Linked DNA regions of Homo sapiens: all the other regions are linked to region 1. Evidence: chromatin loops called from intact Hi-C (ENCODE). Cell type or tissue: psoas muscle. All regions are shown on one strand.

Region 1 (4,000 bases):
ACCTTTGCTGTGTAAGCCCAAGCCAGGACATCTGCACTCTGGCTTGTGCCTTGCGCTTATCTCTTTGACCAGCCTATATTTCTAAATAAAGCTTTTGCCAATTCCTTGGGCACTATCACTTATTCTGGGCTTGTAAAAGATCTTTAACAATGGAGAAACACTTAAAGCCTTAATAATGGTCCACATCAATTGTTTCCCCTTGTCAGCAGGATCCGAGAATGGAACTTCACAAGAGATCAATGCAAGCCTCCCAGGGCCTTCCACTGAGGCTTTCTTGCAACTGTGACCTTGACGTTTATGTAGTTATTTAATATTCAACCAAAGCATTCGTACACTTGGCCCTTTACAGTAAATATAAGTGTGCTGGACAAATGGCAGTTATGGACCAGGAAGTGAAAAATGTCAAGTTTGCACTGATGGGAAATTTTTCCCTCTGGAAAGCTTTTGCTATGCCGAAGACACTAACAGTTCAATATATTATCCAGAGCAATATTTTCTCCTTTGAATTCCATGTATATGCCTTAAATAAATTAAACTACCTGGTCAATAGTCTCCGTCACTCATTGGATTCCTGAATACTTCTGCTCTTTGCCAGAATAGTGCCATACAAATCAAGATTATTAATACTCATAGAATCATTGAATTTTTAGAACTAGAAGAATCCTCAGGGATCATCATCACCCAGTACTCTCAAAAGTCAAGGGGGAAACGGAGGCTCAGAGAGGTGACGTGACTTCCCTTGGGTCCCACAACTGGCTGGCAGTATGGTCAGGATGAGAACTGAGGTCTCCCGACCCCACCTCAAGTTTGCGGTGCCATTTTTGCCTCTAAGATAAAACTGAAGATCTCTTGTTCCTCCGCTTACTGTAGGAAAGATCCTCCTAATGTATCAGACAGCACTGAGGTCTGTACTCTGGCCTCACCCTAAAGATTTTGGCCCTGAGTATGGCCATCCAGGAACTATATCTGTAGATCCTGAGTTGGCCAGACTGCCCCAGTTTCAAATCTTCTGTCTGGGTTCCTTGCTTGTTAAAGCGCAGGTGTGATTTACAGGAAACCCTCACAATTGTTCAGAACGTGGTTCCCATAGCCACCAGACCCTTCCGCCACTACTACCCTAAAAAGAGAAACATTTTTCAGAATTCATATTCACTCTCCTCTGAGGTTTATTCAAGAATGACCCTTTCCCAGCAGTTATTAAAGTTAAAAAGTAACACGTTGGCTCTTAAAAAGAAGTCATGGACCAGAATGAAAATATCATCGATATTCCTGGGCCCCAGCCTCAGCAATTCTGATTTAATCGATCTGAGATGAGACCTGGGCATGTGTATTCTGGAAAAATCACCGCAGGTGATTCTGATGAGCACTCTGTCTGAGAATCACTAGACTAAGTGAATTAAATAAAAATACCATCTGAAACCAACATATTGAATGAAGTATTCTGCACTGGTGTTAGCTGGAGTGTGAGGAAGACTCGCGCTTATGCTACAACTGATGGTATCTCTAGTTTTATCCAAACCTGCTGTTGGACCTGAAATCCATTACCTTGTAACGGTATACACGGATGGCTGAAAGAGATACACAGAGGAGGTGGTGGCCTAATTGCCTGGCACTCCGCGGGCCTACTGAAAACTTTATGTGGCTTTTACTGCCCCCTAGTGGACATTTAGAAACCGCTACTGGGAAAGTCACCCCGTTCAAAATTCCAACACTACTGAGCAGTAAGATACTCTACTAAGACATTAAAATGGTCTTAAAGAAACACCACTACAAATGAAATATTATTCAGCCTTAAGAAGGAAAGAAATTCTCACACATGGCACAAAATGGATGCATCCTGAGGATACTATGCTAAGTGAAATAAACTAGACCCAAAAAGACAAATACTGTAAGTAAGAATGCACTTATATGAGGTACCTAGAGCAGTCAAATTCATAGAGACAGAAATTACAATGGTGTTTTCCAGGGCTGGGGTGGGAGGGAATGGAGAATTAATGATTATTGGGTACAGAGTTTCAGTTTTGCAAGATAAAATAAGTTCTGGACATGGATGATAGTTGTACAAAAATGTGAATGTACTTAATGCCACTGTACACTTAACATACATACAATGTACATTTAAAAATGGTTAATCTGGTAAATCTTGTCATGTATATTTTACCAAAATTTTAAGATTAATTTTTAATTTTTTTAAGTCATAGCTTTTGGTAAGTTAGAGATAGTACTATAGTGAAAAACAGAAAATCTGGATTTTAGTCCCAATTGTTTCTGACTGTGTGACCTCGAGAAAGTCACCTAACTTTCTGGGCTTTGTTGTAGTCACCTATAAAATAAAGGGGTCAGACTAAGGTCCCTGGCTTCCGCCAGCGAGCAAATGCTGAACCATGATTTATCTTGATATCACCACAGTCGAAGGCTGCGTTACAAACACACAAGTGGCATTCATCACGTCGGAGAGTTCCTGCTGTGCTGTTGGGATCAGCACATTGGGATGATCTATAAGAGGAGGAGATTTGGGTCTGAGATTTATGATGCATTTGAGGAAATCAGCAGGGCATTTGGAGGAAGCAAGCTAAAATGTTTGGAGGGAGAAATTCAGCAACTAGAATATCAAGCCACAAAACATTATTAGCAATGAGGGGCAGGTAAGAGGCCAATTTCTGAAGAAATACTGTGTCTGCAATACTGGGGAAGTCAAAACCAGTTAGGGCAGTCCTTTGTCACTCAGGTGGATTTGCATCCAATCTTAGCAACTCAGACCTTTGATGTCACAGGTACACGCTACAGATCTCAGGCAAAAACAAGCCTCTGGTAGACAAAATCAGTGTCACACGGTGCATGCCAGACAGGAGGCAGGGCCAGCCCCTGCCAGCCTCAGGGATATGAGCCTGGTACCCAGGGCAAATTCCTACCTCAATGTTCAGGGCAATTTCTGAGTCCACTTAAGATGGAAGGCAGTCTGCAGTGAGGTCACCTAGGGCCAGATGGAAAGGGCAAGAATGGCCTGTTGGGGCAGAGTGGGAGACAGAGCAGTGGGGCAGAAAGGAAGGACCTGGGCAGATGATGTGCTGCTTCGGTGGGGGGTTATGAAGGCAGGAGCGGGCAGGACACTTCTGGGAAACTGTAGATAGTTCCGACGGCTGGAGAACATAAGAGGTGGAGGGGGTATGCACATGGAAATCCCACTAGTGAGATTGGCAGGGGCCAGATAATACCACCACCACGAATAATAATAATAACATTAGCACACGCTTACTGAGCACTTATTATGGGTCAGGCACTGTTCTAAGCACTTTGGAGGTATTATCTCACTTAATCCTCACAACAATCCTATTTTACAGATAGGGAGAGGGAGGCCCAGAGATGTCAAGTAATTTGTCAAAGATTACACAGCCAATAGGTCACAAAGGCAGGATTTGAACCCAGGCAGGCAGATTCCAGAGCCCATGCCAGAATGAATGAGAGATGTATGAGAAGGGGATGGAGGAAGATCAGGCCTAGCTAGGAAGTAAGAGTCTCATAGGGAAGGCCCTTGAATGTTGGTTTAGAGTTTGAGCAATGTCCTAAAATGATGGGGACTCCCTGAAAGGTTTTGAGAAGAAAGCAACTTAATTAGATGTGTATTATGGGATGATGCCTCAGGCTGTCACATAGAAAATTTACCCAAGTGGTTGGATGGTCTGGGGCAGACAGGAAAAGTCCAAACTGAGGCTGCAGTGGAGTCAGAGGGAAGGACAGAGGTTTGGGAAATATTTTGGAGCTAAAATCAACAAAACTGGATGACTGGGAGAGAGAGACAGGAACATAAAGGATAATCCCCCTATGTCTAGGTAGTCACAGGGAATATAAGGGAATGAGGAAAGGCAGAGGGGAGGCAGTGGGAAGATGATGAGCTGCACAGAGGACCCTGGAGGGCACGCACCTAGAGAGGTTTGTGGTCCCTGGGAAATGTGTCTGGAGCTTGGGAGAGAGATCTGGGGTCGTCAGGCCCCCAAGGATG
Region 2 (4,000 bases), 310 kb before region 1:
GGCTGCCTGAAGGAGGAATGCATGACTTCAGGTCCAGGAGGGGGCATTCTCTGCTCCCTGCAGAGCCGGCCCCGCTGCCCCCCATTTGTGCCCCTTCCAAGCTACGGAGGCTCCGGGTGGCTGTTGGGGTGGGGAACAGAAAAGCCAGCCAGGCTCACAGATCAGACAAGCCAGATCTGTCCCAGGGTATATGGGGAAACTGAGGCCTGGAGAGGAGCAGCTTGCCCAGGATACTTGCTGGGGCTCCCTCCACTGGCCCAGGCTGCTGTGGGTCCATCTCAGATGGTCGTTCACTTGGGACATATTTATGTTTGTGGCCCATCAACCAGTGGAGGGATGTCAGCCACGTGGTCCTGGCTGTAACAGGGCGGTAGTGCTGGACCCCTGGGTGGGGTCCCACCATGGGCGCCCCAGTTTTCTCCTTGAAGTATGAGGAATTTGCTTAGTTCTGCTCTGTGAGTCAGTCTCCTGACCCAGCATCCGGCGTGTATTCAGCGGATGGGCGGGGTGGTGGAAGAGCAAACCCTGCCCCCTCCGCCCCCTCCACCCTCACTCCCTCCATCCCTGCCCTTCACGGAGGCTGATTGGTATTAAACTATTCAAACCCAAAAGGAACATTACCGTCATTTTGGTCTGTGTCTGCCTTCCGCGGGGGGCATCCCCCTTTTCTGCAGAGGGAGTGTTGGAAGGTGGGACTCAGGAGTTGTCCGGGGTGGCCAGGGTGGGGCAAGGATGTTCTTCGGGGCAGGAGTCTGGGGACAGGGGGTCTTGGAGCCTCCTGAATCCAAGACCAGGCTAGTCTGAGGCCTGGGACAGAGGTGGGACTGCTGCAGTATTGGTAGGGTTGGGAGGCTGTCGCCCCACCCCATTAATACACAGGAAGGTGGTTTCATCAGCTCCATTTTACAGTTGAGGATCCCAGGCTTAGGGAGGAGAGAGGCCTGGCCTCAGCAGGTCTCCAGCTGGTGGGTGGTAGGGGCAGGAGCCCAGCTCTCGTCTGCGAGCCTTGCTGCGGTGTGAACGAACTTACTTTCTTCTCTCCTTTTGCCTTTCTTTATTCTTTCTTTCGATAAATTTGCCATCATCACCAACTATGTGTCAGGGCCTATGCCAGTCATTGAGGATACAAAGAGGATGAAAACGTAGTTGCTACCTGCAGAAATACAGAAGGGCCAGCCGGGGCTTGGTGAAGTAATTTCCAGGCAGGTGAAGGGGAAAGGACATTCCAGGCAAAGGCCAGGACATGGGAAACAGCATGAGCAAATGACAGCAGGAACTGAGCGCAGTTTGGGGGCTGAAATGTGAGGAAGTGGCTGGAATGGAAGCGACAAGAGATCCACGGCAGTGAACAGAGCAGATGGGATCTAAGGCCATATTAACAGGAGTATGAGGTCCTCAGCAAGGGAGGTGAGGTGGGCCAGAGTAGGCCAGAGCAGACATGGAGTGCAGCATACTTGACCAGGCTAGGAGAGTCTGGAGCTCCTTCAGTGGGCAGAGACCAAGACTGGGTGGGGATCCAGCATGGGGTTGGGGGGACAAGCAAATTGCTTTTCTCAAGCAGGTTCTCAGGAGCCTGTTCCAACCCCCCCAACATCTGTGCTCAGAATGCCCTTGGGCAGGGGTAGGGGGAAGAGCCCACTTCAAGGATCCCTGGAATCTTCTGCCTCATCCTGGCAAGTGGCAGCTGGCTTGGGCAGTGTGAGTGAGGAGGATGGAAGTGAAGGGAACAAGCCAGCCTCTGTACCCCCTCCTCTTCCTGCCCTGGGGACTTCCAAATACATCAGAAGGCCATCCCTGTAAATTCCATTTCCCCAGCCCTGCACTTAAGCCTGTTGGGCAGCATGGAATCAGATGAACTGGTTCCCGTTAAGGTGTAAAGGCCACCACCCCAGTCCCTGCCAGGTTCAGTAACTGGCGAGTGGAATGCTCTCTGTGGGGGCCTTTCTTCCTCTCTTCACACCCACTCAGGGTCTTGGGGTACAGTGCTGGCCTCTCCCAGGGATAGTCCCCCCAACCCAGGGATGAAGCAGGATTAGAATCTTGGCCACTGCTCCCTTCTGTAGGATGGCTCAGGCAAGTTGCCCCACTCTCTTTCCCTGTCTGTAAATGGGCAGGAACCCCTCCCCACAGAGTGGCTGTGAGGGCTCAGTGCCTGGCACAAGGCAGCATTCCCCACACCTGTTCCCTTTGCTTGTGTGAGGGGTGCACCTCCACCCCACATTTCCTCCAGAGCCCCAGGTAACTGGGCAGACCCCTCCCACTTCCATACCCTTCCGTCACGGCCCCAAAGCAACATCACCCCTGACTGAACTTCTAGGGCTCAGCCCTGGCAGTAGAAGGTGGAGAGGGGCTGGAGGGGTTCCTAGGGGACCAGAGACCAAGTTCTTAGGTGGTGAGTTCAGATGGAGATGGAGGTGTCTGCGCAGGGTGGTTTCCTGCCAGTTGGGGGCAGCAGAGGGTAGCAAGTGGACTTCTGGGTGGCTCCTCCCAGTGAGTGTTGAAGTCCCAGGGGTTTGTGTGTCAGGGGCCACAGGGAGCTGGCCCAACAAGGTGTTAGCTGGCTAAACAAGGTGTAGAACATACTGCTGGGGGCTGGGAGCAGCTCAGATCCGGGAGCACCTGTCAATGGCTGGGCCTGGCATGACTGGCTGTGCCAGCTGGGCCTAGGTTGACCAGAAAGCCAGGGGTTCTGAAAGGGGACCCTGGTCAGGGACACTGGATGGAACAAGGTCTGGGGCTGGGACAGCTGTCCACCAAGAGAAAGGGCACAGGGTGAGGTGGACCAGCATGTGATCTGTCAGGCAGGGCTGCTGCACTGTGGTCACCAGGCTGGGGCCAACAGACACTCAGTCACTGCCACCCTTTGATGGGTTATAGGCACCTGTTCCACCTACCACTGCTTTGAGAGGGGGTAAGGCGGGCATTGTGGGAGAGGCAGGGTGGTGGTCAGAGCTTGCACTCCAAGTCCCACTGGCCTGGGTTCGAATCCCAGCTCTACCACCTCTGCTGTCTGTACGATGGGGGATTTTGAATCCTGTTCTGCATAGTACTCTGAGTCAGGCCCTGTGCTGAGCACTTTCTAAGTATTGTCTCATTTAATCCTTACAACTCGAGGCTCAGATAACACAAATCTCACTCATAGAAGGTGACAAAATCAAGGCAGATGGGGAGTGAAGAGATAGCTGAGGGTGGCTCCTCTCATGGGCCTGGATCTTGAAGTTCTCACAGCGCCTGGACCATAGCATGCAGCCCAGTCTTTGCTAGTCAGTGCTGTTTTTCTCTTCATCTTACGGACGAGGATGTTGAGGCCCAGAGAGGGGAGGTGCATTGTCCTGGGCCACACGGCTTGCAGGGACAGAGCTGAGATTTGGACCCAGGCCTCCCCATCTCTCTGCCTTATCTTGTCCTGCCCCTACTTTGAGCAGGCCTGGCCCTAGGGGTCAGACACCCCTGGGATAGGAGAGAACTGCTCTCCTCTTGTCATCCTGCCCTGTGGCCCTGCAGGTCCTCCCCTTTCCTGGGAGGTGGGGGAGCCTGCATGTCAGGGGCAAGGCTCAGACGCCTTCATTTTCCCACCTCCTCATGCTACAAAAATGAAACGATCAAGTGGTATTTTGGTGGGATTACAGACATAATTATATCTGAGTTGTCAAGCGGCAATTGTTGTTTCCAAAGCCAGGAGGCCCTCTGTGGAGGTGGCAGCAGTGACATCTGTTTCTAACACAAGGCTCTGCATCGGGATGAGTAACTTCTCCTGTGGAATTGCTTAAAGAACGTCTAAAACGAGCTGAGCTTGTTACTCCCCTGCTCCAGCACCTTAGATGGCTCCCAGCAGGGTGGGGGATCCAGCTCCCCGGCCTGGCATTCAAGCCCCCCAGGCTGTCCCAGCTTCCACGCCTTTGTGTGGGCGGATCCTTCTACCCACAATTCCTCCCCATCTCTCTCTGTCTCCAGAGCTCACTAGTGCCATCCAGGGCTCTGTCCAGGTTGCAGAACACCC
Region 3 (4,000 bases), 450 kb before region 1:
AACTCTCTTGGTTTCCCAGTTCCACAACTCAGCAGGATATTGGTTTGGTTCAGCTCATTTTTCCTAGCCAAGCCACTCAGGTCACTAACAGACCTGCAAGGGTGTCCTTGGGGCAGGGGCTGACCCCTGGTAGGGGGCCTAGGGTCACGTGGTGGGGCATCCCTTTGAAAGGCCTGTGGGTGAAGCAGAAGCAGAATGGCTTCAGGGTAAGACCCCACCTGGGAAGGTTGGTGGCCACTGACCTCAAAGCTAGCACTTTGGAAAGCAGCCCAGTGGTGAGAGCAGGGGGACATCAGGCTTTCAATCTGCCCAGCTCAAGCCTGTGTTCCTCAGCCAGGTGCACCTGCCTGTGATCCCATTTACTTTGGAGGCTGAGGCAGGAGGATCACTTGAGGCCAGTTAGAGACCAGCCTGGGCAACATGGGGACACCCTGTCTCTACAAAAATTTTTGTAAAAATTATCTGAGAATGGTGGTGCATACCTGTAGTCCCTACTACTGGGGAGGCTGAGGTGGGAGGATGATATGATCCCAGGAGTTTGAGGCTGCAGTGAGCTGCTACACTCCAGTGTGGGGGACAGAGCAAGAGCCTGTTAAAAAAAAAAAAAAAAGGCCAGGTGTGGTGGCTCACGCCTATAATCCCAGCACTGGGAAGCTGAGGCCAGCGGATCACTTGAGGCCAGGAGTTTGAGACCAGCCTGGCCAACATGACAAAACCTTGTCTCTACTAAAAATACAAAAATTAGCCGAGCATGTTGGCAGGTGCCTGTAATCCCAGCTACTTGGGAGGCTGAGGCAGGAAAATTGCTTGAACTGAGGCGGAGGTTGCAGTGAATCGAAATGGCACACTGCACTCCAGCCTGAGCAACAGAGCAAGACTCCGTCTCAAAAAAAAAAAAAAAAAAACATGCTCCAATTCGTTTACCGGTCCCTTCCCCCACCCTCCTTTGCCCTGATATCACAACTTTGCCCAGAAAGGACTCAGAGACCCCGCCCCTGTACTTGGGCGTGACAGTGCCCTGGTGTGAGGGGGCATCTTCCGCTGACCACCCGACTGACCCCATCCTCTGGTCCCTACTGTACGCTGTGAGTTACAACAGTGACCATGACCATAGGGCCTACTATGTGCAGGGTGCTCAACAGCCCTCACATAAGTGTCACAACAGTCCTGGAAGGTCCCTCACAAGCGAGGAAACTGAGGCAGGAGCCACGAGATCACTGGCCTGTCTGTGGCTGAGCCAGACTTGAACCTGGTCTGTCTGACTCCAGAGCACGTGCTTTTTCCGACACTTCCTGCCCCCCAGAGTCATCCCATTCCGGAATCCAGGCTCTGGGATCCCAGGGCCTCAGGGACTGGGCACCGTCCCCCCAACCACCGCCGAGGAGTGGGCGTTTCTACAGCCTTCTCCGTGGGCCTGCGACCCCCAGTGCGAGGGGAGGGCCGCTGGGGGCTCTGGAAACCCCCTCTTCCATGGGTGGGAGGCGAGGGGCTGAGGCGCAGCGCTGGGCTGGGCCCAGGCCGGCTTCGCCCACACCTGGGATGGAGGCGGAGGCGCTCCGGGTGTTCTGCAGGCGGGAGGCTTTCCACCCCGCTGGCCCCTCACGTCGGCGCATCCTCATGGGATCCTCACGAGGAGCGAGTGAGGTGGGCTCCATTCTTATTCTTTCCCCTGGCAGGAGGCGAGCAGAGGCTCCGGACTCCACAGGTGGCGCGTGGTGAGTAGCCAAGATGAGCTCAGGCAGCCTCTCCAAAGCAGGGGCGCTAACCTGGCCACCTCTCACACCCTGGCTCCCTGCTGGCCCTCTCCACCCCCGCCCGGTCCCTAAGGCCACATCTCTTCCCCGTCCTCGGCCAGCTCAGCCCAGGCCGTCCCTCCCTATGCCCGCCAGGGGGAGTGCGAGCTCCTTGCAAAGACCTCAGGAGGCCGCTGGGAAGGTCTGGACAGGCCAGGCGGGGCGGGAAGCAGGAGGACCCGCGGGGCGGGGACCGGAGCCGCTGGGAGGCCGCCCAGTTTGACGTCCTGCTCCTGCCCAGGCCTCGCCAGGCCCCGGCCCTCCGCAGGCCTCAGTTCCCTTGTCTATAAAATGGGAGGTGGAGCCCTTGGGAGCAGAGCTGCTCACCTTTTAAGAGCATGTGAGTCACCTGGGAATCTTTTTAAAGGCAGATTCTGATGCAGTGGATCTGGGGTGGGGCCTGGGAAGCCGCATTTCTAATGAGCTCCCAGGTAAGGTCCATGCTGCTGGATCCTGGATTCATCTCTCTTTTTTTTGTTGTTGTTTTGTTTTTTGAGACGGAGTTTCACTCTGTCGCCCAGGCTGCAGTGCAGTGGCGCGATCTCGGCTCACTGCAACCTCTGCCTCCTGGGTTCAAGTGATTCTCCTCCTTCAGCCTCCCGAGTAGCTGGGATTACAGGCGCCTGCCACCATGACTGGCTAATTTTTGTATTTTTAGTAGAGACGGGGTTTCAGTATGTTGGCCAGGCTGGTCTCGAATTCCTGACATCAGGTGATCCACCCGCCTCGGCCTCCCAAAGTGCTATTACAAGCTTGAGCCACCGCACCTGGCCTCTGGATTCATCTCTAAAGGACCCGCCAGCTCCGATGACAATTTGTTTTTTTGGGTTGAACGAGGAAGACCTGCCTGTGTCCCAAACCCTTCTGAAGAAGTGGCTGTTCATGTGGTCATTAACTTATTCCCTCATTCATTCATTCAACAAGCATCCTCTGAGCCTCTCTCTGTGACAGGTCCCTGCCTGGTGCCAGGGATATAGAAATAGACAAGATCCTGTCCTGCCCTTGAGGAACTCATGGACACAAGAACCAGAGATTAGCACCCAATGTGATCAGTGCTGGGGGAGAAAGAAGCCCAGGGCAGAGGTGCGAGAATACCAGAGGAGCCCCTCACTAGACATGTGAGGAGGTCAGGGAAGGCTTTTGGGGGAGAAGACCCCTCCCCCTCCCCCTCCTTTGTTTTTTATTTTTGAGAAAAGATCTTGCTCTGTCACCCAGCAATCACTGCTCGCTGTATCCTCAACCTCCCAGGCTCAAGCTCAGCCTCCTGAGTAGCAGAGATTACAGGTGAGTGCCACCACCCGGCTAATTTAAATTTTTTTTTTTTTTTTGTAAAGACAGAGTCTCACAATGTTGCCCAGGCTGGTCTCAAACTCCTGAGCTCAAGGGATCCTCCTGCCTTGGCCTCCTAAAGTGTTGGGATTACAGGTGTGGGCTCCACCTCCTCTTGATGAATGGGCAGAAGAGCACCAGGCAAAGGGGAGGGGAGGGAAAGGGTTTTCCAGCAGAGGAACGGGCATATACGAGGCCCTGAGCAGAGAAAGCCAGGCCATGGGGGTAAAGTGGTTATGCAGTGAGAGGGGCTGCACACAGACACACAAGAACACATAAACCCCTCACATAAAGCAAACACGCAAACACACCAGCACATACATACACCCCCTCAGAGGTGCAGATGTGGGTAGGAAGCTGCACCCTGAAAGAGAAGAGAGTTCTTATTCGGGAACTTCAGTGAGCTCCGACTGGAGTGGGTTGTTGTAGGACGGTTTCCTTAGCAATCCCCTGCTTTCCTCCCCAAATACTCTCCAAGGACCGCTTCCAGGGCTCTTTCAGCTCCACCGCTGAGGCTCCCCTGGCTGCCAAACTCCAGAGTCTACCCCTGCCCCATCTCCCTTCTCCACTCCCATCCTCAACTCCGGGCCCCCAGCTCTGAAGAACTGACCCCAGGGAGTGTCCTGTCACATACGGGCCCACTCTCATCCCCACCCCTCTCTGCCCCTGTCGCTACCTGCTTTTCCCTACCCCTGGCCCCATGCTGTCCCTCCAGCAACTTTGAGAGGCAGATCTGATTTGCGCCTTTGTTTTTGTTTTTGTTTTTGTTTGAGATAGGGTCTTGCTCTGTCACCCAAGCTGGAGTGCAGTGGCGTGATCTAGGCTCACTGCAACCTCCGCCTCCCAGATTCAAGCAATTCTGCCTCAGCCTCCCAAGT
Region 4 (4,000 bases), 290 kb before region 1:
CGCTCTCATCGGTACCACCGAGGGCTGGAGAGCAGCGACCTCGCAGCGGAGGAAGGCGCTTTGTCAATCCCCGACGGGGTGGGGGGGCGTGGATTCCTCCAGGTGGGTGTGGGGGGTGTGACCTCGCACGGGGAGGACAAGCTCGGAGGCGGCAGGGAGGTGAGCGGGGCGGCCGGCCCTGGCGGTCCCCGGGGGTCTCCGCCCCTCCGCAGCCCCGCCCCCTCGTCCCGGTACTCCCCCTCGCCCCGGCGCCCGGGGGGCTCGGGCAGCCTCGGCCGCGGTCGGCGCGGCTCGGCTCGGCGTCGCCAAGGCAACAGCGGCTTAGGGGGCGGGGGCGACGTGGCGGGCGGGGTGGGCTGGGCCGCGCTGCGCGGGCCGGGCCGTCGGCGCTCGGTCGGCGGGCGGGCGGCGCGGGCCGCGAGCTGCTGGGGCCGAGCCCGAGCCCGGCCCGCCCTCGGCCGCGCGGCCGCCCAGCAAGGGTGCGGGTCCCGCGCGGGTCCCGGCCCGCCGCCGCCGCGCTAACCCCGCCTCCCCTTCCCCCTCTTGTCCCCCCGTGCGCAGGGCTTCCTCAGCCGCCGCCTCAAGGGCTCCATCAAGCGCACCAAGAGCCAGCCCAAGCTGGACCGCAACCACAGCTTCCGCCACATCCTGCCGGGGTTCCGGAGCGCCGCCGCCGCCGCCGCGGACAATGAGAGGTGAGCCCGCCGCCGCCGCCCGGTCCCCCGCGCCGCCGCCCCGGGCTGCGCCCCTGAGGACGCGGGGACAAAGCGCGAGCCCGGCCCGGGGCGAGCCACACGGCGGTGGGGGGACCCCACGCCGCCCGCCGGGAACTTATGGGGCCACCTCGGCCGGACTAGGGGGCCCGAGGGGAGGACCCTGTGCCTCCCTCCGGGGTTAGGTGAGTAGAAGAGAGGAGAGCAGAGGGTGCCCGCGGCGGCCCGGGCGAGGCCGGGCGCGAAGTCCCCTCGCAGGGAAGTCCTGCCTCGCCTGTCCGAGGTGGGCATTGTTTCCCGGGCCGTGCGGTGCCCGAACCGGGGACGGAAGTGGGGCCTCTGCCGCCAGGACCCATCCCCCTGCCTTGGGAGCCCCTGGGTATCAGATACAAAAGGCATTTTCGGCCGGGTTTGGCCGAGACCGGGCGCTGCCCGTGGTGAGGGGAAGGGTGAACATCTGGAGGGGAGGAGCAGGGGGCTGGGCCACTTAGGGGGCACATCTGCTCTAAGTAGGGCGCGTGCTCCACTGGGGGCTGGCGCTAGCAGAGCGGGCAGTGCCCAGGCCCTGAGCTGGGGGCACAGCCTGAGGCTGGGGAGCCAGGGCCATCTCCTCTCCAGCCTAGGCAGCTGCTTCTCTCCTTCCCTCACCTCTCCACTCTCAGGGGTGTCTCCTGCTTTCTGTTTCCTTCTCCTGGGCCAGCCGGGAGCAGGTGTGGAAATTCCGCGGGGAGGTGGCTGGTGGGGCAGAAGGGGAGAGGGAGGAGGAGGTGGTTCAACCTGCCGGGAGACGCTGGCCAGGGAGCAGGCTTCAGCTCGCAAGGGCAAGCCATCCTGTCCTCCAGGGGGCACTGGGCGGACACAGCCTCTCAGGGCCCAGGTCCTCCTCGAGTGGTGCCAGCCACAGGCACCTTTCCACTTAGGCACAGGCATGGTGATGGATTCCAGTGCCAGTTAGAACATGTCCCTGCCCAGCCTGTGGAGGTGAAAGTACGGGCAGGCACCGAGGAGCCTTTTCAGCATTCAGCCCGAACGTCTCAGACCACTGGCATCTGCCTTCGTAGGGCTGTGTCCGTGTTGGCACTCCCTGTAGGGGAGGCGTAGGTAGCATGAAAATGTCTCTCCCCTCCCCCTTGGTTCTAGCGGGCAGAGGAGTACAAGTTACAGCCCAACTCCTGCCCAAGGTTGAGTGACTGTTTAACTGACCCCTAGCATCTTCCTGGAGAGTAACACTTCCACCTCCCAGTAGAATGGCTAGACGTTTAATTTCCATCGTCCCAGAGCCGCGCTCTCCAGTGCATCCTCACCACTGCCTGCAGCTGGTTTCCTGCCCCAGCTGCCAAGCCCAGCCTGAGGCGGGACCCTCAGCCTTTCTCTGATGGCCCTGGTGCCCCAGGGGACCAGGCGTGCCCTGGCAGGAAGATGCAGCCAGGCCAGAGCTCAGCGCTGGGTGCAGTCACTGCGTCTTTGAAAATCTCGCTTCCCATCTTTGTTATTGTCTGGGCGGCAGGCCACCCGGTTTGCTGCCTTCCTCCCTCCACCGGGCCCCTGCCTTCGGCTGTCTTCCCCAGGAACATGCCCTTCTCCGCGCTTTCCTTGGCGGGGGTCAGGACCCTCTGCACCCGCATGCGGGGGCTTGTGTACGTACCCCGTTTTGTGTGCATGTGGTGGTTGTCCGGGGAGCAGGAGAGACAACAGGCAGTCCGGCTTCTGAGTGTGTCTGCTCTCCCGGGAGCAGGCGGCATGCATGTCATGTTTACCTCCTTACAGCGGGAAGCCTGTACCTAGAAGCCGGCAAGTGCTGGCTGGCCACCCTAGCCAGAGGTCGGGGCATGGCCAAGACGACCTCGTGCGGGTCCTGCCCCACTTGGCCTCAGGTCAGCCTTGCCACATGCTGAAGGGGCGCAGAGTGGGGGTTGGGAGTGAAACTACAAGCCTGTTTCTGGAAACAGTAGGAAACGGTAGCGGTTGGAGCAGAATGTCACTGGCAGCGGTGTGGAATTGTCTTATTAATTTTCTATAAACAAAATATGGCTTGGTGGCCTCTCTGGCACAGGAAGGGAGCCTAGATTTCCCATGGACAGGCAGAAAGACTGGGTTTGAAATCTCTCTACCCAGCCTTGGAGCTGAAATAGGCTTTCCCAGGACTGGGGTCTCCTGATTTGCTGCTTTGCTTAGGAACAGATTCGTCGGCTGCTGCTGGGATGGATGGGCAGAAATTTCTCTGGGGCTGTCCCTGGAGTCATCCTATTTGGAGTTCAGTGAGTAAAAACAACTATGGTGACCCCGCCCGCCCCCCAGCTCATGGCCAAACCTGGATGAGTGGAGCAGTGCCTCTCCCTGCTCTGATGTGGTGTGGTTGTGATGTTGAAGGCTGGGAGGGCAGGATGGGCTGTCTTTGGCTTGGTTTAGCAGCAAGGAAGGGTTGTGTCCTGGCTCCATGGGACCCCCACTGGCTGCCATGCCTCTGGCTGGGGAGAGGGTAAGTGCCAAGACGCTAGCCTCAGTGAGTGGGTGGGACACGAGTGGGAAGGACGGTGGGGGCTTCTAGGGTGTCGAGCGGGAGTCCTGGTCCCCATGGCCTTCCCGTGTAGATGAGCGGCACAGGGCACTCTGGGGCGGCCACTTGAGTTCTGACTTTGGATGAATCTATCTGGTTTATATGGCTGCTGAAGAGGCTTTGTTGAATGCTGTCTGCGTGCTCCGCAAGCTGCTGTGTTGGGGAGGTGGTTTTTTTGCGCTGGAATTCTCTCATCTGGAGGTTGGAAACCAGTTGGTTCTGTGCTGGGATTTTTTTGGCTCCCTGGAAAAGGAGTCGGTTTCAGGGGTGGGGATGCCGAACCTGGCTGGTTGGGATTGAGGGTTGCTATCTGGTTGTGAGGCTGGGGTCAGGCCAGGCAGTGCTTGGTTGGCACAGCTGGGCTCTGGGGGCTGGGGGCTGTAGGACAGGCTTGAGCCTTCGGACTTATTCTTCTGAAACGGCCTCAGGGGAGGTTGCCAGCTGGTCTCCACAGTCTCTGGGTCCCTCAGACACTCATTTCTTCTTCAGAAGCTTTGGCAGTAAGCACCAAGGACAGGTGATCATTTCTCCTGGGTAACAAACACATGCTGCTTGGAGCGCTTTCCAGGTGAAAGGTGTGCCGGCAAAAGCATTTTCATTTTGCACACTGGAAATGCTGCTGCTTCATTTACAGGGCTGTTTTAATGTTGGTAAAAGTGATATAGAGGATGTGGTTCTGTCAGCCCAGAGGATAATTTCCAAGTCATTCATTTATTTATTAATGTTACTG
Region 5 (4,000 bases), 350 kb before region 1:
GTATACAGGAGGGTATGCATATGCTATATTTTAATGTCAGGGACTTGAGCGTGCTTGGATTTTGGTATCTGATTGGATTTTGGTATCCTGGATCCAATACCCCTGGGATACCGAGAGACGCCTGTATGGCACTGCACAAAGCAGTGGGCTCCCTGGAGGAAAGGCGCAGGGAGCTCAGAGAGAGTGTTGCAGGAGGGCTGTGGAGGAGGCGGTGAATTGAGAGAGGGGAGTGGTGGTTTTTCTGGAAAGGAAGAGTGAATGCGAGTCAGCCAGGTGGCTCAAGAGAGCTGTGGCAGGGAAGGTGAGCCAGAAAGAGTGGCCAAAGGCCAGCAGGGCCAGGGCAGCTAGGGCAGGGGCTGTGTTTCAGATTTCACTCTGGCTGTTTTATGGAGAACCACACTGAGGAGGCAGCGGAGGATTTGGGGGGACAGTTCGGGGGGATGGAGGTCCCCAAAGGTAGAGATGGCGATGCCCTGGTTCTGGGAGATGTCAATGAAGGTGATGAGGTGGACAGCCTCAAGCTGGAATTTGGAGCTCTGAAGAGCCCATTTCACAGAGCAGGCTCCAAGTCTACAAAGCCAGCCCCATGTCCTGTATCCTAGGAGGTGGGAATCATGGGAGCAAAGACACAAAGGAAAGAAGCAGTGAAGGGCTGGGGGCCAGGGTGGTTGGGGAAGGGATAGGAGTAGGGTGTGGTAAGAGGGAAGATAGGAGTAGGGCTGGGGCCATATCCACTGACCACTATCCTAGGCTAGGACTAGAGTCAAGGCTGTGTGGGATTGAATCCTGTCTCTGCCACTAATCAACTCTTGTGCCTGTAAAATGGGAGAGTAACAGGATTCACTGCTTTTGGTCATTAGAAGGACTTGCTGAATTGACACTGCCTGACAAAGGGGAAGCACTGAATTGGGATTAAGTATGCACTGAGTGGCCTTGGGCAACTCTGCCCTCTCTGAGCTTTGCTTTCTTCTAGCAGGTCTCTGCAAACCCTCTAGGCCAAAGTCCTCTAATCTCCCTGTGCTAGCAGTGTGCAGCTCCCGAGGGTGGTCAGAGCACAGCGGCAAGCTGGCTGTATTGCCTCAGATGGGACCGTGTCCCTCTCTGCCCTGTAAGGGGATACCATGCCTATCAGAGCTGTAAGGGGATATTTTAATCAGCCCAGGACCTGCTGAGGTCAGAGGGCATAGGGACCAGAACAAAGAATGCCAGTCACGGCTGCTGCCTGGCCCTAGATGACCTGCTGGGCCCCAGAATCCAGACCACATGGGGAGCCTGCGGAGGGAGGTGGAAGCTGGGGGCCTCACTGTGGGTCAGGCACTGTTCAAACTGGGTGTTCTCCATTTTGGGCCTCAGTTTGCCCATCTGTACCATGAGGTTTATAACCCCTCCCTGCCTGCAGCACATGGGGTGCTGAAAAAAAGGAACAGGCTGCAGTTTGGACAAAGCAGATTCAGGTCTTTATTGGGGGCTGTGGTCTCAAAGCCTGAGAGAGAGCAACAGGTGGGCGAGTGAGGCTCAGTGCGGCCCACGGATGACCTGCTTTGGAATCACCTGTGGGACCACTGCCCGCTGATGAAAAATGCAGACTCCTGGGCTGTTCCCCAGACTGGCTAACTTAGACTCTGCCCGGTGGGCCCAAGTGTCTGCACTTTAACCCACATCCCAGGGGACTGGAATGTCTCGAAGTCCAAGATCTGAAGTTCTGGGCATCCCCTTCCTTGCATCAGGGGAACAGGGGCCCAGAGGGCATGGGGTCGGCTGGCCCAAGTTGCTTAGGAGACTGGAATCCTATGCCATGCCACTCAGGGGTCCTTCCTGTGCATCGCCCCAGGAGCCCTGGGAGTCCTGGGTGATGCCTGGGGCAAGGGGTACTTTATCCTAGGGCTCCATAGCCCAGCAGGGGGCAGCGCAGATCAGCACCTGCTGAGGGCTCCCCGCTGCTGTGTGGGCCTGGGCTGGGTAGTGCGGATCTAGAAAGAGCTCACTGTTCCGGAGAGGTAGGTGTGGGCCTGGGTGGGAAGACGGGCCTGTGTGTGCATGGGAGCCTGTGTCAGGGGGGCGACAATGAGAGAGAGAGCACCAGGAGGACACAAGAAATGCGACATCAGAGAAAGCAGGCCCAGAACATTGTGAAACTTCCTTACAGCTTCCCGGGACAGAGGCTGCAGGGGAAGAGGAGAGGGCATCTGTTGCCCAAGCTGCCTCCCTAGGACTGTCAGTGGGATTGGGGTGACTTCAGGCCTCCCCACCTCCCCCCACACCATGTCCTCTGGGCTTTTAAATGAGGATCAATCAGAGGTCAGCCCCTCCCCAAGTTCAGCATCAGAGTCAGGAGGGACTAGGGGCTGGGCTACAGGCTAAACTCCAGCCCCAACTCTCCAACTGGCCCTTCCTTACTTTGCCTGCTACAGCTTCCTCTGCTGCTGGGAACCTGTGGGCAGGCCTACGGCGTGGGGTGGGGCCAGTCCTGAGCCTCTGGACCTCTGACTTGAGAGTGGGCTGACCACTAGATCTCTTGAGGCCTTCTGCAGTTCCCAGTTGTGGGAAGGCAGCTTCACTTTCATACTTTCTCAGGGCAATGGGGGGCTGGTTTGGTAGTGAGCTCCCTGTCACCAAAGGTATGCTAGACAAGACTAGGTGAATTTTTCTTCCTCTTAAGCCTTTGGTGACAGGCTAAAGGGTGGGTCCTGGGCCATCCCCTCTTTATACCCCATCTGTCTGTTAATCATTAATTGCCAAGAGAGCTCCTCCTGGGATGGGGTGACTCCTTGGCTATGGGGGATGCTGATATCCAGGATGACCTTGAACTTGTTTTTCTTGGCCCCAAACTTTCTGCTACTTCCTGTTTGAGCAGGTGCAGAAATTATAGGGGCCCAACCCTTCCTTGTTTTCCTGGTAGAATTTCCAGACAAAATGCTCTTCCCAGGATGGGGGCAGAGCTGGGATTGTTCTCACTCCCAAGGGGATTTGAGGAATGAGGATGGCAGAAGCTCCATTTAATTCCCACCTACCTGGTCTTAGGATGCTAGCTATGGGCTAGGTGGGATCCTCAGGAAAGGCCAGTAAATGTGAGAACCGTGGCTCTGGCAGTGCTTGCCTCTCCTCTAACACCAGCTATGGCTCCCATTTATGTTCCAGATTGGACACAGAGGCTCTGAGTGTCAATACCCAATGGCCTTGAACACCCACCCAGGCCAACCCCATTTTGTAGGAGGGGAGGCTGGGGCTGTGAGCCAGAGGAGCCTTGTTCAAAGGCACACAGCAAAGTGAAGGCATTTATTCATCCATTCATTCATTCACCGAGTGCAATCTCTGTGCCAGTTCCTTCACGGTCAGGATTTGCACCCTGGCCTGCTGACCATCCTCAGCTGCCACTCAAAAATAAACTTTCCAGCCTGCCATCCATGTGTCACACCAGGCCTCAAGAGGTAGGTCACTTGTTCCTGGTCCCACAGCCAGCCTGCCTGCCTGCCTGCCTGCCTGCCTGCCTACCTTCCTTCTTTCCTTCTTCCTTCCTCTTTCTTTCTTTTCTTTCTTTCTTTTTCTTTCTTTCTTTTCTTTCTTTCTTTCTGTCCATTTCTTTCCCTTTCTTTCTTTCTTTCTTTCTTTCTTTCTTTCTTTCTTTCTTTCTCTCTTTCTTTCCTTTCTTTCTTTCTCTCTCTCTCTTTCTTTCTTTCTTTCTTTCCTTTCTCTCTCTCTCTCTCTCTCTCTCTCTCTCTCTCTCTTTCTTTCTTTCTTTCTTTCTTTCTTTCTTTCTTTCTTTCTTTCTTTCTTTCTCACTTTCTTTTTTTTTGACAGGGTCTTCCTCTGTTGCCCAGGCTGGAGTAGAGTGACACGATCATAGCTCACTGTAGCCTCAACCTCCCTGGCTCAAGCAATCCTCTCACCTCATCCTCCCAAGTAGCTGGGACTACAGGCACACACCACCATGCCTGGCTAATTATTATTATTGAGACTGAGTCTCACTCTGTCGCCCAGGCTGGAGTGCAGTCGTGCAATC
Region 6 (4,000 bases), 130 kb before region 1:
ACCCCATCTCTACCCCTTCTCACATCCCTTTTTGCTCCAGCCCATCTGGGCTACTTGGTATGGTCTAAGCTCAACAGCCTCACCTGTGTCCAGGCCACGGCCAGGCAATAGCCCTGCCAGAGTGTCTGTCCCAGCCCTGTTCACCAGCTGATCCCGTACACCCTTCTCCTGAAGTCTTCCTTGGCCCTCCCTGGATGAGGAGCTCCTCCGCTGAGTTCCCGGATAGCTTCTCTGAGCTTCTCTCCCTCCGAGCCAGGCATCCTACTACCTAGCATCATTTTCTCATCTGCCTCCCAATGCTACAGTGAATTCTTTCAGGACGAGAACCAAGCACTATACCCTCCAGCCCACCCAAGGCTGGGCCCAGCATCTGCTCAGGAAATGTGTGTGAGGGGTGAACAAATGAATGAATAACTGAGTGTTCCCAGTATGGATGGAATCTGAGCCTTAAGCAAAGGCAAGGAATGCTAACGGTGGTATGAGAATTCGGTAGCAGACAGTGCTCCAGCATTTAAATTCAGCTCAATCCCTGGGATTATGTCTAGATCTGATGGCATCATCTTCTTCCCCCATCTGAACCCTTGACAAGAAGGAACAGAAAATATACCACCCATGCCTGTCAGGACCCCCACAGGCCATGGCAGAGGCATTTGTCAAATACCTGAGTCCCGCTGGTCCAGGGTCATGGAGTTCCACCTCCGTGTGATGTCAATGTAGAGGATGTCCACGGCAGCCATGGACAGGCTGCTGCTGCTGAGTTTGCAGCTCCTGCCAACAATGGGAAGTGACATGTCACTGCCAGCCTGAAACCTGTCCTGTCTATCTCTCCTCCACTCCTGTTAGGGACTGAATGTTTGTCCTCCCCAAATCCATAGGTTGAAATCCTATCCCTCCAATGTGATGGTGTTAGGAGGTGGGGCCTCTGACAGGTGATTAGGTCGTGAGGGTGGAGCCCTTGGGAATGGGAATAGTGCTCTTCTAGGAAGAGACACTAGAGAGCCTGCCTCCTCTCTACTCTCCACCATGTGAACATAGAAGAAGGCAGCCGTCTGCAAACCAGGAATTGGGTCCTCACCAGACATCAGATCTACCAGCACCTTGATCTTGGTCTTCCCAGCCTCCAGAACCATGAGAAGTAAATGTTTGTTGTTTAAGCCACTGAGGCTGTGGCATTTTTGTTCTAGCAGCCTGAACCGACTGACATTGTTTTTGTTTGGATTGTGTTCTGGGTCTGGAATGTCCTCCCTTACCACAGCTGGAACTACCGCAGGGTGACTGGCATGGAGCCATGGTAGAGAAGGCAGTGATGTAAGTGAGGTTAGATCCTCAGGTTCCTGTAAGTTCAGCCATTTGGTTAGTTATGGGTCTAACAGGCTGGAAAGAGCAAGAACTTTAGAAAAGCAAGGCAAGTGTTTTTTTTTTTTTTTTTGGATACAGAGTCTTGCTCTGTCATCCAGGCTGGAGTGCAGTATTGTAATCTCGGCTCACTGCAACCTCTGCCTCCTGGGTTCAAGCAGTTCTCCCTACGTCTGTCCCCTGAGTAGCTGGGATTACAGGTACCCAGCTAATTTTTATATTTTTAGTAGAGACGGAGTTTCACCATGTTGGCCAGGCTGGTCTTGAACTCCTGATCTCAGGTGATCCGCCCGCCTCGGCCTCCCCAAGTGCTGGGATTACAGGCGTGAGCCACTGTGCCTGGCCAGGAGAGCAAGTCTTGAGTTGTAGCCTGGCTCTGCCACTTGGAAGCTGCATGGCCCTGGTTAAAACATTTCACCTTTCTGAGTCTCGGTGTCCTCATCTATAAAACAGGTGGTCTTTATTATAGTCATTGTGTGTCAGCCTGACCTTGCACAGCAATGTGGGTCCCTGCTTGCTCTAAAAGAGAACAAACTCCACATGTCAAGAAATACCACCAGCAACGTGTCCTCATCTTCCTATCTCTTAGTCTCCAGAAGGAGGAGGGGAAGCTAGGCCCTCGGCACTGCCCTCTCCTGGAGTGTCCAGGCAGCTGACGGTGTCATGCTCAGATGACCCAAGGATGACAGCATGTCAACAGTACAGGCTGAAGCCATCACTACTGTCCAGAAGCAATTTCCCACTGGAAATGCTCACCAGATGAGTCCCTGAGGACAAATCTATGGACAAGGGCTCAAGGCTTCTGTACTTTACCCATCTCAATCTGTCACCTGAAGATTCTACATAAGCCCTGAATCAGCCACACTAAGCCCCAGATTTATAAAGCAGAACAGCACAGGCTGGGTCCTTGCTGCTCTGTGTGGGCTGACACAGAATTGCTGGGGAGGTTCCTTGTTCCTGACTTTAGGGGAGTCACCTGGAATTGACAGGAGGATTGTGGGGGACGGGCCTCTGAGCTTTGGATGCTCCACTTGTTTAGGTGCAGGGAGGCCACAGTAACCAGGTTTTCAGTCTGATGTCAGCATTGGTGCTCCCTGTCCATGCCACAGCAGGGGTGTTTAGAATCCTCCTACCCCTCCCCAGCTTTTTTTTTTTTTGGTCTGGAAATGTGGAGGGGAGGGCAGTCTGGTATGCCAAAAAGAGCATGATTTAGGCATCAGACAGATTAGGATTTAAATCCTGACTGGAATCTTTTCTAGCTGTGTGACTGTGGGGAATTTACTTAAACCTTCTGTGCTTTTATTTCTTGGGCTCTAAAATGAAGATGATAATACCTGCCCACATGGTTGTGAGTACATGCCAAGAACCCAGCATGGTGCCTGTCACCTGGTAGGCCCACAGCAATTGTGAGTTCCCTTCCCCAACTCTCTCCCCCTTTTCCCTTTTCTTCCTCTAGATCTAGAGCCATCTCACCCCAGAGGCTGCCTGGAGCCCAACCTTTCAGTGAGTGACCCTGCCCGTTCTGGAGAAATGGAGTACACCAGTTGGAATATCTGTGTACAGGGCTTGGGCTCTCTCTTCAGACTGGAAGCAGCCCTTGGCTTGTCCAGGTGCACCCCTGTCCTGGACAGGATCGTGCTGGGAGGCCTGTCCCAAGGCAGGCTAGATTTGTCCAGGGAATCCTGAAAGCTAGGCCTCTGGGCCAGCTGTCAGGTTGGCTGAACTACATTCAATGCCGCTTTCAACTTTTCAAACGAATCCACATCCACTGCCTCAGCTAATGGTGAAGTGGCTCTTTGATTTCCCATTTGCCATTATCCCTTGTGTGAATAGCTCTGTTAGGGACCGGACAGGGGAGGGGTTGATTGGCAAGCAGGGTTTGGGCATCAGAGGCCCCTCTCCAAACCCAAGCGCACCCCTAATGACAGTGGCTGGGCATGTGCCCCGCATGGTGCCCAGACGAGCCTGGTGCTCCTTGTATGCCAGCACACTTTCTTGCCCCCTTCCTCCCTCCTCCCTTTCTTTCTTCCCGCCTGTATTTCCCAGGCCATCAATGCACATCCTGCTTCCTCCTGGGCTCCTGCTCCGTATTTCAATCACGAGTCGCGGTGGCAGACTTCAAAGCACATCAGCACACGGTTATTGAGCCCCAGTAACCACATGTCAATGGACGCGGAGGTTTTCACGTCACTTGTCACCAAGACGGCTATCTACTGGGTTCTGTGGGGGAGGATGGTCCAGTCTCTCCCAGGGTATTCGAACAGCCTGCATTGCTAATTTACAAAGCTTCATTAGGAACAGCCACAGTGTCCTTTAATTATCATATCAGTGTCCTCTGGGCTACCTGCTCTTCCACAAGTCAGGAGCGCTGCCTAGCTTGCTCTGTGGGTTAATAGAGTATTAAAAGGGAAACCAAACTGACCACTGGTATATAGTCATTTTTTTTCTGACAGGTAGAAAATAGAAGTGTCAAACCTTTAGCAGGAGCCGTAATTTACCAAAGAAATTCTCCGTTTATTCCCTTTCCAAGGTAACTCTTCCTCCCTAGTGATGCCTGCAAATATAGTTGATTGCAGCATCTGCTACTGGGACAGAGGAGGGATCCATGCTGGCTGCGGTAGGCAGGAAATGCAAATGCCTTAAA

Evidence for each region. A loop is a pair of places that touch in the nucleus more often than their neighbours do. Peaks named below come from ENCODE experiments on the same cell type or tissue, not always from the same donor. Only the 100,000 strongest peaks of a DNase experiment are listed, where the experiment ranks them.
Region 2: a loop joins it to region 1, with 4 times the contacts of the local background. A loop is called at or near these places in 100 of 110 quality-filtered maps.
Region 3: it touches region 1 in a loop (15-fold over the local background); 103 of 110 quality-filtered maps call a loop at or near these places.
Region 4: it touches region 1 in a loop (4-fold over the local background); 100 of 110 quality-filtered maps call a loop at or near these places.
Region 5: it touches region 1 in a loop (3-fold over the local background); 45 of 110 quality-filtered maps call a loop at or near these places.
Region 6: a loop joins it to region 1, with 2.0 times the contacts of the local background. A loop is called at or near these places in 17 of 110 quality-filtered maps.

The regions. Positions count from the first base shown.
Region 1 is chr9:121,991,152-121,995,151 of GRCh38, forward strand. All of the region lies in intron 3 of TTLL11 (tubulin tyrosine ligase like 11), which reads right to left. Among named protein-coding and RNA genes, the nearest start is that of TTLL11, 100 kb to the right of the region's middle. In psoas muscle, a CTCF peak has its summit at 1,682 (motif pointing left); a DNase peak (open chromatin) is centred at 1,610; H3K27ac peaks cover 677 bases.
Region 2 is chr9:121,684,604-121,688,603 of GRCh38, forward strand. The region is part of intron 2 of DAB2IP (DAB2 interacting protein); the gene reads left to right. Among named protein-coding and RNA genes, the nearest start is that of DAB2IP, 35 kb to the left of the region's middle. RefSeq lists enhancers at 1-196, 2,564-2,713. In psoas muscle, a CTCF peak has its summit at 2,436 (motif pointing right); a DNase peak (open chromatin) is centred at 2,458; H3K27ac peaks cover 574 bases.
Region 3 is chr9:121,544,246-121,548,245 of GRCh38, forward strand. All of the region lies in intron 1 of LOC107987016 (a long non-coding RNA gene), which reads right to left. Among named protein-coding and RNA genes, the nearest start is that of GGTA1, 46 kb to the left of the region's middle. RefSeq lists a silencer at 1,925-1,974. In psoas muscle, a CTCF peak has its summit at 1,895 (motif pointing right); DNase peaks (open chromatin) are centred at 1,476 and 1,926; H3K4me3 peaks cover 857 bases.
Region 4 is chr9:121,698,764-121,702,763 of GRCh38, forward strand. DAB2IP (DAB2 interacting protein) reads left to right here. Exons shown (of 16, transcript NM_001395010.1): 3 at 562-695. Among named protein-coding and RNA genes, the nearest start is that of DAB2IP, 49 kb to the left of the region's middle. RefSeq lists a silencer at 704-783. In psoas muscle, a CTCF peak has its summit at 1,540 (motif pointing right); DNase peaks (open chromatin) are centred at 618, 1,608, 2,178 and 2,570; H3K4me3 peaks cover 2,736 bases; H3K27ac peaks cover 3,005 bases.
Region 5 is chr9:121,638,308-121,642,307 of GRCh38, forward strand. It overlaps a transcript of DAB2IP not described here. Among named protein-coding and RNA genes, the nearest start is that of DAB2IP, 11 kb to the right of the region's middle. In psoas muscle, a CTCF peak has its summit at 1,902 (motif pointing right); a DNase peak (open chromatin) is centred at 1,914; H3K27ac peaks cover 1,453 bases.
Region 6 is chr9:121,859,676-121,863,675 of GRCh38, forward strand. It overlaps TTLL11 (tubulin tyrosine ligase like 11), which reads right to left. Exons shown (of 9, transcript NM_001139442.2): 8 at 662-768. Among named protein-coding and RNA genes, the nearest start is that of DAB2IP, 210 kb to the left of the region's middle. In psoas muscle, a CTCF peak has its summit at 1,985 (motif pointing left); DNase peaks (open chromatin) are centred at 1,270 and 1,996.